Regions from separate parts of the Homo sapiens genome. Here region 2 is linked to region 1. Evidence: chromatin contacts called from ENCODE Hi-C or POLR2A ChIA-PET data. All regions are on one chromosome and are shown on one strand. Each heading gives the region's core, a stretch centred on a gene start or an enhancer-like site at or near the end of the contact. The rest is flanking DNA. Distances are from core to core; before and after follow the strand shown.

Evidence for each region. A loop is a pair of places that touch in the nucleus more often than their neighbours do. ChIA-PET counts read pairs that join two places held with the same protein, here RNA polymerase II (POLR2A). Pooled maps may share reads with other maps.
Region 2: a loop to region 1 is called in a map of dorsolateral prefrontal cortex, with 5 times the contacts of the local background. The contact joins the promoter of RAB6C here to the enhancer-like site in region 1. A Hi-C loop is called at or near these places in 4 of 168 maps with a recorded cell type or tissue (dorsolateral prefrontal cortex and posterior cingulate gyrus) and 3 of 50 pooled maps. POLR2A ChIA-PET finds 5 or more read pairs at or near these places in 5 of 52 experiments (BJ, GM10248, H1 and 2 more).

The regions. Positions count from the first base shown.
Region 1 is chr2:129,926,705-129,933,156 of GRCh38, forward strand. It overlaps LINC01856 (long intergenic non-protein coding RNA 1856), which reads left to right. Exons shown (of 4, transcript NR_110285.1): 2 at 4,025-4,142. It also overlaps the pseudogene PLAC9P1. Among named protein-coding and RNA genes, the nearest start is that of LINC01856, 6.8 kb to the left of the region's middle. Within about 2 kb of position 2,838, at least 3 of the 41 ENCODE cell types and tissues checked have a DNase peak (open chromatin) inside an H3K27ac peak, as active enhancers do; they include dorsolateral prefrontal cortex, where a contact is called at or near this core.
Region 2 is chr2:129,977,325-129,983,776 of GRCh38, forward strand. RAB6C (RAB6C, member RAS oncogene family) reads left to right here and starts at 2,342. Exons shown (of 1, transcript NM_032144.3): 1 at 2,342-5,414. The coding sequence starts at 2,792. The coding sequence ends at 3,556. RAB6C-AS1 (RAB6C antisense RNA 1) reads right to left here and starts at 3,148. Exons shown (of 6, transcript NR_036537.1): 1 at 2,960-3,148; 2 at 2,713-2,845; 3 at 1,624-1,767.

The DNA of each region.
Region 1 (6,452 bases), core at 1,588-4,087:
CCCTGATTCCAAGCTCGGATTTCAGAGTTGGTAACCCTGAGATGCCTGTGGGGCATCAGGGTTGGCTGGAACCTTGGAGAACACTGACACTCAGGAAGGAGAGTGCTGCCCCAGCAGTCAAGAGAAGCCAAGAGCTTTACGGATTCTACAGGGGATGAAAAGTGTTGGCATAGCCGAAAGCAGCAGGGAGGTCTAGCAAAATAAGGACTGGAAACACAGCATGGGAAAGGCCCTGCTAAATTTCACCCCAGCACTTTTAGGAGTGGAGGAAAAGCAGAGTTTGGATTACCATGACATGAGAAGGGAAGGTGAGGTTGGGAGTGGAAACTTGGATTCTGGAAAATTTCATGAAGCTTGGCTGTGAAGGAAGGGAGATTGGATCGCAAGGTCTAGAGAAGTATTTATGGTTGTCATTTGTTTTTGTTTTTGTTTTAAACACTGGAAAACACAACCATGCTTACAGCCTGAGGGACAGGAGGAAGACAAGAGAACCCAAGGAATGCACTTCCTGAATTGATGGGAGGCCCTGGATCCAGAGCGGGTGGGAACACATCTGGAAGGAAGACAGAGGGAATGAAGCAAAAATGGGCAAAGGTAAACCATCTAACTAGAGGGCCAAAAAGTGGAGTGAGCTCCCACCTGATAGCCTCTATTTACTCGGTGCAGTAAGATGGAGATCACGTAGGGAGGAGAGCTAGATGTTAAAATTTCAAGAATTCTATGAGTAGGTTGCTAAAAACAGACATTAAAATAGTGACCATGGTGTCTGGAAATGGTAGCTCATGCCTGCAATCTTAGGACTTTGGGAGGCCGAGTGGGAGGATCACTTGAGGCCAGGACTTAGAGACCAGGCTGATCAACATAGTTAGACCCCTATCTCTAAAAAGAAAAATTTTTTAAGTAAAAAAAGAAAAAAAAATTGTGGCCATGATGAGAACATTTACATCACAGAAATCAACACCCCCCCCGTCCTTTTTTTTTTTTTTTTTTTTTTTTTTTGAGAGCCAGTCCATCAGTGTACCACTAGGTAAGGGACTTGAATAAAAAGAGGGCTTCAAAAGGGGATGTGCAGAATGAGGGATGCAGTGGAGGAGGACCATGAAGAATGAGCTGGCATCAACAAGGAATCCTGGAAGCACAAGTCCTCCCCCAGCAGTGCTCCACAGTCTGGGTGCAAAGACAGATGGCCGGATGGAGCTGAAACCTAGGAGTCTGCAGGATGGATGTGGTGGAAGCAAGGGGCCAAGGAACTGAGATTTGGCCAGCCAGGGGTTTAGGAGAGGAGCCCTGGAATCCAGCTGGGATAAGGAAAGAAATGAGGCCAAGAAGAGGGCCAATAAATTGGGAGAAATGGGGGCTGAAGAGACTGGAGGTCTTAGGAATCACAGGAGGAACAAGAGGTAAAGAATATTGCAATTTTAGCTTTTAGAGTTAGGGCAGCTTCAGATAGTGACAATATTAAGGCTGTGGCCATGGATGTGGGCATCCAAAGCTCAGCTGGGGGAGAGAGTTATGGAACGGATCTCTGTACATGCAGTGTCTGTAGCTGTAAGGCCTTGGTGTTGGATGGGTTGGCCAAGGGGTCATCTGCAGTTGTCTAGAAGTGGGGCAGGTCTTGAGATAGGATGGAGCTGGTGATGGATGTGTAACTCTGAGAGGCCGAGTGATTTGTCTAAGGTCACACCATCTGCAAATGCCTGGAACTCAGGCACCCTCACCTCCAGGCCTCATCTCAGCAAGATGGGGCCCCCTGCCCTGTGATTTTCTGATTTCAACTCTATCTAGCTCTCAGCTCTTCCACTCAGGGATGAGAACAAGACCAGGAACAAAACGTCCTTCCACTCTGAGCATCTTTTGTGGAGAACAATCTGTTTTTCAAATTCTCCTTTTCATTATTTCCCTCCACTGAACTTAGAAAAGATTCTGCAAAAGATCATGGTGTTATTGCTGAATCTGGGGAGGGAGGAGGACATTATAATGGTGCTTTGGTTATTTTTTTATGGTGAGTCCTTTAAAGACCTATACTGAAATATTTACAGATGAAATGCTATACTGTCTGGGATTTACTTCCAAATAATCCAGGCCTGGGTGGGGATGGGGGAGAGGCATGCGTGGATATTTAGAGCAAAGAGGATGGGCTGACAGTTGCTAATTGCTGAAGCTGGGTGATGAGCACACGGGGGTGCATTCAGCAATTCTCTCTACTTTTGTGTGCATGGTTTGAAATGTTCCATAACAAAAGCTGGCTGTCTGGCGGGGTTGTCAGCAGAAAGCAGCAGCCATGGTGGGCTGCAGGCATCCATGTAAAATATTCAGAGAGAGAGAGGCCACTGGGGGCTATGCTCCATCCTGGCCCCACATTCTGAGAAGGCCCTTGAGAGGCAGGAGCAGGTCTAGAGAAGGCTATGGGAAGGGACTCCTTTTTTTTTTTTTTACAGGGTCTCACTCTGTCACCCAGGCTGAAGTGCAGTGGCACGATCATGGCTCACTGCAACCTCTGCTTCCCAGGTTCAAGTAATTCTCCCACCTCAGCCTCCAGAATAGCTGAAACTATAGGCACACATTACTGAGCCTGGCTAAGTTTTGTATTTTTTGTAGAGATGGGGTTTCACTATGTTGCCCAGGCTAAGCTCGAATTCCTGGGCTCAAGTGATCCGCCCGCCTCAGCCTCCCAAACTGCTGGGATTATAGGCATGAGCCACCGCACCCAGTCTGGGACTCCAAATTTTAACTCAATTGTCTCAGCTGAAACTGGGCTGCTCGGCTTGGAGAGGAAAAGCTCTGAGGAGGCCCGAAGAGCTGTTCTCACCCACAGAGTGGCCGACCTGGGAGAGGGCCTGTCATCATGAGTCTGTGGATACACACACCCCCTGCTGGCTCTGTCCAGAGGCCTTTGGCCAAGCCTTTCCCCGGAGGCTCACCTGCCCTCTCCCAGACCCTAGCCACTCTCCCCTCACACACCTCCCCCAAGCTCAGACCAGGAGGACGCAGTGTGACCCTGCCAGCCAAGTGGGAGTCTGGCTGCTTTGGAAGTCAGGAGCAACCAGAGCCTGCTCCTCTCCACTGGCCTAAAACACCCTGTTCTCTACGTGTCTGTGACAAGGTCTAACTTGGCTCCAAAACCCCTCCAGGGAAAAGGCTGGGCTGAGGTCACTCCCCACATGGCTCAGCACTAATCCTTCACATCTGGACACAATTGTGCTCTGTGCACCCTGGAGCAACTGTCCATGAGGTCATCAAGGCCTCCACGGAGTGCATCTGAGAGAACAAGCTTGGAGCAGGGCCTAACATTGTACTGCCTGCTCCCTCTGCACCAGAGTCCTCACCATGGCGCTGACTTGAACGCATCATGGCAGAAAACATGCTGGAGACCCCTGTTCTCAGCCTGGTTCAGCCACTAATGATTGTGGGATTGTGAGACAGTTCCTTCTCCTCCCTGAGCCTCTGCTGCCTCCTCCATAAAATGGGGGTAGGGTAGGCTTGAGGCCCTGAATCCCCCATGTAGCTCATCCTTAATTCTTCTCTGTCTTTCAGAAGCTGCAGAGAGGCCTCAAAAATTAGCTACAGGGGCTGGGCTCAGTAGTTCACATCTGTAATCCCAGAGCTTTAGGAGGCTGAGGCAGGAGGATCGCTTGAAAAGAAGTTTGAGGACACCCTGGGCAACATAGTGAGACTCTGTTTCTACAAAAAAAAAAAATTAAAAAATTAGCCAGGATTGGTGGCTTATGCTTATAATCTCAGGTATTTGGAAAGCTGAGGTGGGAGAATCGCTTGAGCTCAGGAGTTTGAGACTACAGTCAGCTACGATTGCACCACTGCACTCCAGCCTGGGCAACAGAGAAAAACCCTGTCTTGTATTAAAAAAAAAAAAAAAAAATTAGTAGACACGCACATGCACCCACGGGGCTGTCAGTGGCTCAGACAAGGGGAGTGGAAAGGCTGAAGGATTATGATGATTAACCCTGAGCAGCCAAGGCTGTGGCTCCACAGGGCTCCCTTCCTTCTTTTCTTCCCGCTCTCCCAGGCACCGCCAGTTGGGAAATGGACCTCCTTGGATGCTGCATTGTTTTCTCTGGCCCAGCTCCTGCTTGGGGCCTGATGTACACCCTGGATGGTGGCTACAGGTGGGGCACCCTGTGCTGGTGAGTACAGGCTGCTGTGGAGCCCAGAAGCCCCAGGGGACGGCTGGGCTGGGCTGGCTGCCCCAGTTAAAGAGACGTGGCCCCTGGGTCCCATCCTTTGAGGCAGAAGTACCGCTCCATCTACTTCCAGGCCTTATGGGGAGACCTTTTGTATCTGGACCCAAACAGTAAGAAAGTGCCACAACGCAGATGATTTCTGCGTGCTCGGTGATGAGAAATGTTTTCTCAGTGGCATCTGTGAAAGGTGCTGCTGTATCTTCCGAATTGTCAAAATCACACTCTGCTTTGAAAAACAACCCTGACCACCTGGGGGTTAATTATATTTGACCACATTCAATACAATACAATAATAAATTTACCACATCCAATATTTGTATTAAAATGTATGATTCATTCAAAATGATCCATGGGTTTTGATTATTTTTGAAAGCAGCAGAACACTATTCTTCAAGTGTTTCTATAAAAAACTCCAAAATGCGGGCCGGGTGTGGTGGCTCATGGTCTAAAAAGCCATCAGGGATAAAGGTTTCTCTGAGTGCTGCTAAAAGAAACCAAGACTGGGGCCCAGTGTGGTGGCTCATGCCTGTAATCTCAGCACTTTGGGAGGCCAAGGCAGGCTGATCACTTGATGTCAGGAGTTCAAGACAAGCCTGGCCAACATGGAGAAACCCCCCTGCCCCCGTGTCTACTAAAAAATGCAAAAATTAGCCAGGTGTGGTGGTGCACACCTGTAATCCCAGCACACTGGGAGGCCGAGGCAGGTGGATCACTTGAACCCAGGAGTTCGAGACCAGCCCGGCCAACATGGTGAAACCCTGTCTCTACTAAACACACCAAAATTAGTCAGGTGTGGTGGCATGTGTCTGTAGTCCTAGCTGCTCGGGAGGCTGAGGCAGAAGAATCACTTGAACCCGGGAGGCAGAGTCTGCAGTGAGGCGAGATTGCACCACTGCATTCTAGCATGGGTGACAGAATGAGAGCCTGTCTGAAAAAAAAAAAAAAGAAAACATACAATGCCTGGATTTCCTTTAAAATAATCCAGGGAAGGGAGAAAGGGTGGAGACTATAGATAAGAAAAAACTGCCCATGAACTGATACTTGTTGAAGCAGAGTTAATAGTACATTATATCATTCTTTCATATACTATTATTTTGTATTTTTTGTATCCAAAAGTTTTCATAATAAAGAGTTAAGATATATCATCTAAAATCTGAAAGAATATGCACAAAAATGTAGGAAGTCAATGTGAAATTACACTAACACATGAATACTTTCCTCCTTTTCTTCTTCATTTTTTTTTTTTAGACGGAGTCTTGCTTTGTCACCCAGGCTGGAGTGTGGTGGCTTGATCTCGGCTCACTGCAAGCTCCGCCTCCCAGGTTCAAGTGATTCTCCTGCCTCAGCCTCCCAAGTATCTGGGACTACAGGCTTGTGCCACCAGGTCTGGCTAATTTTTTGTATTTTTAGTAGAGACAGGGTTTCACTGTGTTAGCCAGGCTGATCTCCATCTCCTGACCTTGTGATCTGCCCGCCTCGGCCTCCCAAACTCCTTTTCTTCTTTATCTGTAGCAATGAGCATGCATAATCAGAAAGAAAAATAACGTTTAAAAGTGGGTTTAAAGTCTCTGTACAAGTTGTGGCTAAAAGGGGCACCAAAAGTAGCCACTTGTGGGCAGGCTGCTCCCTCCTCCCTCCGGGAGAAACACAGGTGCTGCTTTGTGCCCTTAGCTCCTGGAGCCTGGGGCTGAGCTGGGAGGGAGTAAAGGGGAGGGGGGTGGCAGGGTGTGTACTGGGGCCTGTATTCTATGCTGAGCAGAGTCCCAGCCACTCCTCGTGCAGCTTGTGAGGAAGCCATTGGTGGTCATCTTTAACAGGTGGGTAAACTGAGGCTCAGAGAGATCAGTGGAGTCATCTGAGAGAATGTATGTTGATGCATGTTCCCTGCTGGGCACTTCCTCTCTTATCTAATCTCTGAGGCCAGCCCTGTGGGGTGGGTATCATTCTCCCCAATTTATAGAGGAAGAAACAGCACCAGAGAGGGGAAGGGACTCACCCAAAGCAGGGGATCCCGAGGGCTGGTCTGGATCCTTTCCCCAAGTGCTTAATCCCACAGTTCACCGGGCCCTGAAAGGCACTAGGGGCTTCTATCTTAGTACAGGACACTTCTGCCAAGGTCGGGGCAACGACTTGTGGGGGCAGGAGGCCTGGATGCTTTGTGAGGGCTCTGCGTTGGCACCATCATGAGATCTGAGCTTTCCCCTCACCTGGGCAACTGGAATGAGCAATAGCCATCCCTGGCTAAGTGGGATT
Region 2 (6,452 bases), core at 1,092-3,591, 50 kb after region 1:
TTTTTTTGAGAAAGGCTGTGAAACAATACAAAAATAACTACAGACCAAAGAAACTCAGAACAGTCATTTGGGCCCCCATTCTTGACTTCTATTTTCTTTTTCCTTTTTTTTTTTTTTTTTTTCTTGAGACAGGGTCGCACTCCACTGCTGGGGCTGGAGTGCAGTGGTGTGATCATGACTCACTGCAGCCTCCACCATCTGGGCTCCATCCATCCTCCCACCTCAGCCTTCCAAGTAGTTGGGACCGCACGTGCATGCCACCATGCCCAGCCACTTTTTAAAATTGTATATAGCGATGGGGTCTCACTACGTTGCCCAGGATGGTCTCCAACTCCAGGGCTCAAGCAATTCTCCCACCTTAGCTTCCCAAAGTGCTGGGATTACAGCATGAGCCACTGCGCTGGGATGACTTCTATTTTCTAAAAGCAACTCTACTGGGAGATTTATGCTGAGGAAAGTATGTGGTTATCAGACTCAGTGCCCATGGTGGATGACTTCTTTTTTTTTTTTCTTTGTAGAGAAGGGATCTTGCTTTGTCACCCAGGCTCGAGTGCAGTGGCATGACCACGGCTCACTGTAGCCTCGACTTCCCGGGCTCAAGTGATCCCCCCAACTCAGCTCCCCCAAGTAGCTGAGAATACAGGCATGGGCTACCACAATTGTCTAATTTTTTTTTTTTTTTGAGACAGGGTTTTGCTCTGTCGCTCAGGCTGGAGTGCAGAGGCATGATCTTGGCTCACTGTAACTTCTGCCTCCCAGATTCAAGCATCTCTCGCCTCAGCCTTGGGAGTAGCTGGGGACTACAGGTGTGTGTGGGTGAGTCTGGGTGTGTGTGGGTGAGTGCAGGTGTATCTGGGTGTAGGTGGGTGAGTATGGGTGTGTGTCTGCGTGTAGGTGGGTGAGTATGGGTGTGCAGGTGCGTGTGAGTATGTGTTTACATTGTGGTATGTGTCTGTTGGGTGCCGCCATTAGGGATTTGGAAGAGTGAGGACCATAAACTTGTAAACATTTCTACATGCCTGGTCCATAAGAAGTGTACCAAGCATGATCAAAAGTAACTAAACCAAGTAAACAAATTAGACATTAATTAAACTTAATGCTGGGCAGGAAAGAAGTATTCAAGGCCAGGTAAAATGAAGAAATATAACCAAATAAATGAAATTTTAAAATTAGTAGAATGAGACAGAAATACTTTTTAAAGTTTTTAATTTCTGATGAATATCAGTATATAAAACTAACAATTATATGGCCGTTAATTGACTAAAAACAGTACTTTAGATTTCAGCTAGTGAAACAGCCATATATGATCTTCTAATTCCATTTTTATGTCTCAAGAATGACTTGTTTAAATAATTTTTTTTGAATTGTTACATTTTCATCTTGAAAGAGCTTCACAAAACTTACATGAGAATCTGGATTGTCATAAGAGGTCTGAGTTTTTAATGGTATGTTCGTATTTCTGTTATGTACATCGATGTCAAACATTCATTTCCTGAGCTGTTCTCCAGAACACAATTTGACTTGTAATGAACACTCAATAAATGGTTGCTTGGATAATCAAATCAACACCTTAGTTTCATCAATTTTCATTTCATATAAAAGTGACTGATCTTCCATACTCACCAATGAAACAGAGAGAGATGAGGGAGGGATAGCAGTGGAGACTAAGAGGATGACAAGCAGACCTCATTTTGCAGTGGATATCCTACACTCTCCACTTCTGAATGCTTGGAAACACTTGCCATACTCAAAAAACATTGCTATTTCCTAGGCAGAAAATGGGAGTTAAAGAAAATCCATATTTCTATATTACAATAACTTACACTATAATACATGGACGACATACATTTCTAAGCTCTTCAGTTCATAGAAAATGTAGATACATTTAGGTGAGCAAGATGCAGGAGAAGGGTTAATAATCAGGCTGAGTGTGATTGTGAGATTCAGTCTAATACAAGTCTTGGGTAATTGTATCAGTTGACATTTCTGTTCAAATGCAAGGTGGGAGAGTTTTGCAGGAGCTACTGAAACTTCCTGCCTGATGTTAGGAGAGATGTTGGTCCATGTGATTAGGCCAGATGTGTTTGCTTAATTGTGGCTTAGAAAAGTTAGGTTTCTGACCTCTCACAGAGACGGGGAGATAGGGACGTTAAATTTTATAACATTTCTATTTAATATATATTTAATAATACATAATAAAGTTTTTAAAATGTCAATTTTGTCCTTTTTCTAGTTTGCATTATTTTGTTTTCACCGCACCATTGTTTTTAGTACATATGTTTTGTGTATTTAAAAAACTGTGTTGAGGCGCCCTGGCTCGCCCTGCGCCAGAGGCTCGCGCACTCAGCAGGTTGGGCTGCGGCGGCGGCGGCTGGGGAAGCCGAAGCGCCGCGCGTGAGAGATCCCGGATACATCTGCGGTTTGGGCTCCGCCACCCTCCGTCTCTCTCCCGCAGGTCTCTGAGCCGGGTGCGGAAGGAGGGAACGGCCCTAGCCTTGGGAAGCCAAAGCACACCCCTGGCTCCTGCCGACACCGCCCTCCTTCCCTTCCCAGCCGCGGGCCTCGCTCCGTGCTCGGCTACTCTGCCGGGAGGCGGCGGCGGCTGCCAGTCTGTGGCGAGCCCTGCTGCCCTCCAGCCGGGCTCCTCCAGCCGGGCTCCTCCACCGGCCCTTGCAGGGGCGCAGAGAGCTCGGCGCCCGCCCTTCCGCTCGCCTTTTTCGTCAGCCGGCTGGAGGAGCATCGGTCCGGGAGGTCTCTGGGCTGAGGCGGCGACAGCTCCTCTAGTTCCACCATGTCCGCGGGCGGAGACTTCGGGAATCCGCTGAGGAAATTCAAGCTGGTGTTCCTGGGGGAGCAAAGCGTTGCAAAGACATCTTTGATCACCAGATTCAGGTATGACAGTTTTGACAACACCTATCAGGCAATAATTGGCATTGACTTTTTATCAAAAACTATGTACTTGGAGGATGGAACAATCGGGCTTCGGCTGTGGGATACGGCGGGTCAGGAACGTCTCCGTAGCCTCATTCCCAGGTACATCCGTGATTCTGCTGCAGCTGTAGTAGTTTACGATATCACAAATGTTAACTCATTCCAGCAAACTACAAAGTGGATTGATGATGTCAGAACAGAAAGAGGAAGTGATGTTATCATCACGCTAGTAGGAAATAGAACAGATCTTGCTGACAAGAGGCAAGTGTCAGTTGAGGAGGGAGAGAGGAAAGCCAAAGGGCTGAATGTTACGTTTATTGAAACTAGGGCAAAAGCTGGATACAATGTAAAGCAGCTCTTTCGACGTGTAGCAGCAGCTTTGCCGGGAATGGAAAGCACACAGGACGGAAGCAGAGAAGACATGAGTGACATAAAACTGGAAAAGCCTCAGGAGCAAACAGTCAGCGAAGGGGGTTGTTCCTGCTACTCTCCCATGTCATCTTCAACCCTTCCTCAGAAGCCCCCTTACTCTTTCATTGACTGCAGTGTGAATATTGGCTTGAACCTTTTCCCTTCATTAATAACGTTTTGCAATTCATCATTGCTGCCTGTCTCGTGGAGGTGATCTATTAGCTTCACAAGCACAAAAAAAGTCAGCGTCTTCATTATTTATATTTTACAAAAAGCCAAATTATTTCAGCATATTCCGGTGATAACTTTAAAAATTAGATACATTTTCTTAACATTTTTTTCTTTTTTAATGTTATGATAATGTACTTCAAAATGATGGAAATCTCAACAGTATGAGTATGGCTTGGTTAACGAGCAGTATGTTCACAGCCTGCTTTATCTCTCCTTGCTCTTCTCACCTCTCCCTTACCCCGTTCCCTATTTCCGTGTTCTTACCTAGCCTCCCCCCACTTCCTCAAAACAAACAAGAGATGGCAAAGCAGCAGTCCGACCAAGCCCACTGGAATTATCCTTTAATTTTACAGATACCACTTGCTGTAGGCTGTGGACCAAGATGTCCAGAATTATTCTTGAGCACTGATGTAAATTACTTAGATCTTCTTTGAGGTCAGAATTCAGCGATCACGGTAGGCAGTGCTTGAATGAGAAAAGCCTCCTGGTGCATCTTCAAAATGAGTCCTAAAGAACATACTGAGTACTTATAAGTAGCAGAACATAAAATGTATTTCTGACTAACACAAATGGTCCTTTCACATGTGCTTTATTAGACTCTGGGAGAGAAAAGTAACCAAGTGCTTCAGAACAGGTTTTTAGTATTTACTTCTTCATGGTAAGATAATGAAGTTCTAATGAACTATTTCTCCCAAGGTTTTAAAATTGTCAAGAGTTATTCTGTTTGTTTAAAAAGTAAGAAACCTCTGTAAGCAATAGATTTTGCTTGGGTTTTCTTTCTTAAAAAAATAATACTATGCAGGCAAGACACCATAAAAGTTTAATTCCTTACAGAAGAACCAGTGGAAGAATTTAAATTTGGCACTACGATCAAAACTACTGAATTAGCAGAAATAACGATATCTAAAGCTTACCAGCAAAAGAACCCTCAGCAGAATAGCAAAAACTTTGCTCAGGACATTTGAGGTCAAATTGAAGACGGAAGACGGAAGACGGAAACCGGAAACCGTTTTCTTGTAAGCCCCTAGAGGCAGATCAGGTAAAGCATACATAGTAGAGGGAAAGGAGAGAATGGAAATAAAACTGAATATTATGCAGATTTATGCCTTATTTTTTAGCATTTTTTAAGGTTGGGTCTTTCAGGCTGGTTTTGGTTTGTATTAGATCTGTATAGTTTAACTAGTGATTTAGTTTTATATTTAAGCTACGATTAATATTTTTTCTTTGGCGATATTTCTTTGCTTTTTTTTTTTTTAACAACTTTCCATTTTTAGATGTTTCGTTGAATCTATTTAGAGCTTCACCATGGCAATATGTATTTCCCTTAAAACACTGCAAACAAATATACTAGGAGTGTGCCCTTTTAATCTTTACTAGTTATTGTGAGATTGCTGTGTAAGCTAATAAACACATTTGTAAATACATTGTTTGCAGGAAGAAAACTTCGAGTTACAGGTCAGGAAAAGCCTGCTGAATTTATGTTGTAAACGTTACTTAACACAGTATAAAGATGAAAAGACAACAAAAGTATCTTCATACTTCCTCATCCCCTCATTGCAACAAAACCTTAAACTGGGAGAACCTTAGTCCCCTCTCTTTCCTCTTCCTCCTCCACTTCCCACTTATTGTCACTTTGTAATATTCAGAGAGCACTTGGATTATGGATCTGAATAGAGAAATGCTTACAGATAATCATTAGCCCACATACCAGTAACTTATACTTAAAGATGGGATGGAGTTATAAAGTGCTTTTATAATACAATATAATTGCTAAAGGCAAGGGTTGACTCTTTGTTTTATTTTGACATGGCATGTCCTGAAATAAATATTGATTCACTATGGCAGATGGGTCATATTCTTTATTTGGAAGAAGTCATGACTTCTGACATGGGGGTGATTTTCTCCCTACACTGTTGCATTTGATTCTTTTTATGTATTTTTAAGAAAGTAACCAGTTATACTGCTTTTAATATTGATTGGTCTTTTTATTTGGCTTGGAGTTCTTCAAAGCAGTGAAGTGTGTTCATAGTCCAGATTTTTTTTTAGTAAACACAATTTTGCTGCCAAAAATATATAAATAAAACACAAAAGGAAACAAAAATAAAAAGTTTTGAAAATGTTAGATCATCTCCCTTTTTACCGCCTTTCCCTTTTACCTTTTACTGCCATTTACATCCACACATCCACACACACAACGTGCACACACATACCGACTAAAATTAATTTAGATGCCAGTTCGAATTATATTTATTATCCTCCCACACACACACACACCTTTTTTTTTTATACGGAGCTTTGCTCTTGTTGCCCAGGCTGGAGTGCAGTGGCGCAATCTTGGCTCACCACAACCTCCGCCTCCCAGGTTCAAGCAAGTCTCCTGCCTCAGCCTCCCTAGTAGCTGGGATTACAGGCACCCACCACCAGGCTGGACTGATTTTTGTATTTTTAGTAGAGGCAGAGTTTAACCATATTGATCAGGCTGGTCTTGAACTCCTGACCTCAGGTGATCTGCCCACCTTGGCCTCGCAAAGTGCTGGGATTACAGTTGTGAGGCACCGCGTCTGGCCTTATAATCCTTTTAAGAAGAAAGAACATCCTTAATTTTTTGAAGAGACTATTCTGTGTCCGTTTTATAATTTTTTGGCCACCGAAAAAGATATGTCCAATCACAGACACAGTGAATATAACAGGTGGTAGTTTCAAGTGTTGACTTTTGGTCAGGTGTGGTGGCTCACACCTGTAATCCCAGCACTTTGGGAGGCTGAGGTGGGTGGATCACCTGAGGTAGGGAGTTCAAGACCAGCCTGGCCGACATGGTGAAACCTACAAAAATTAGCTGGGCGTGGTGGCGCGTTTCTGTATCCCAGCTACTCGGGAGG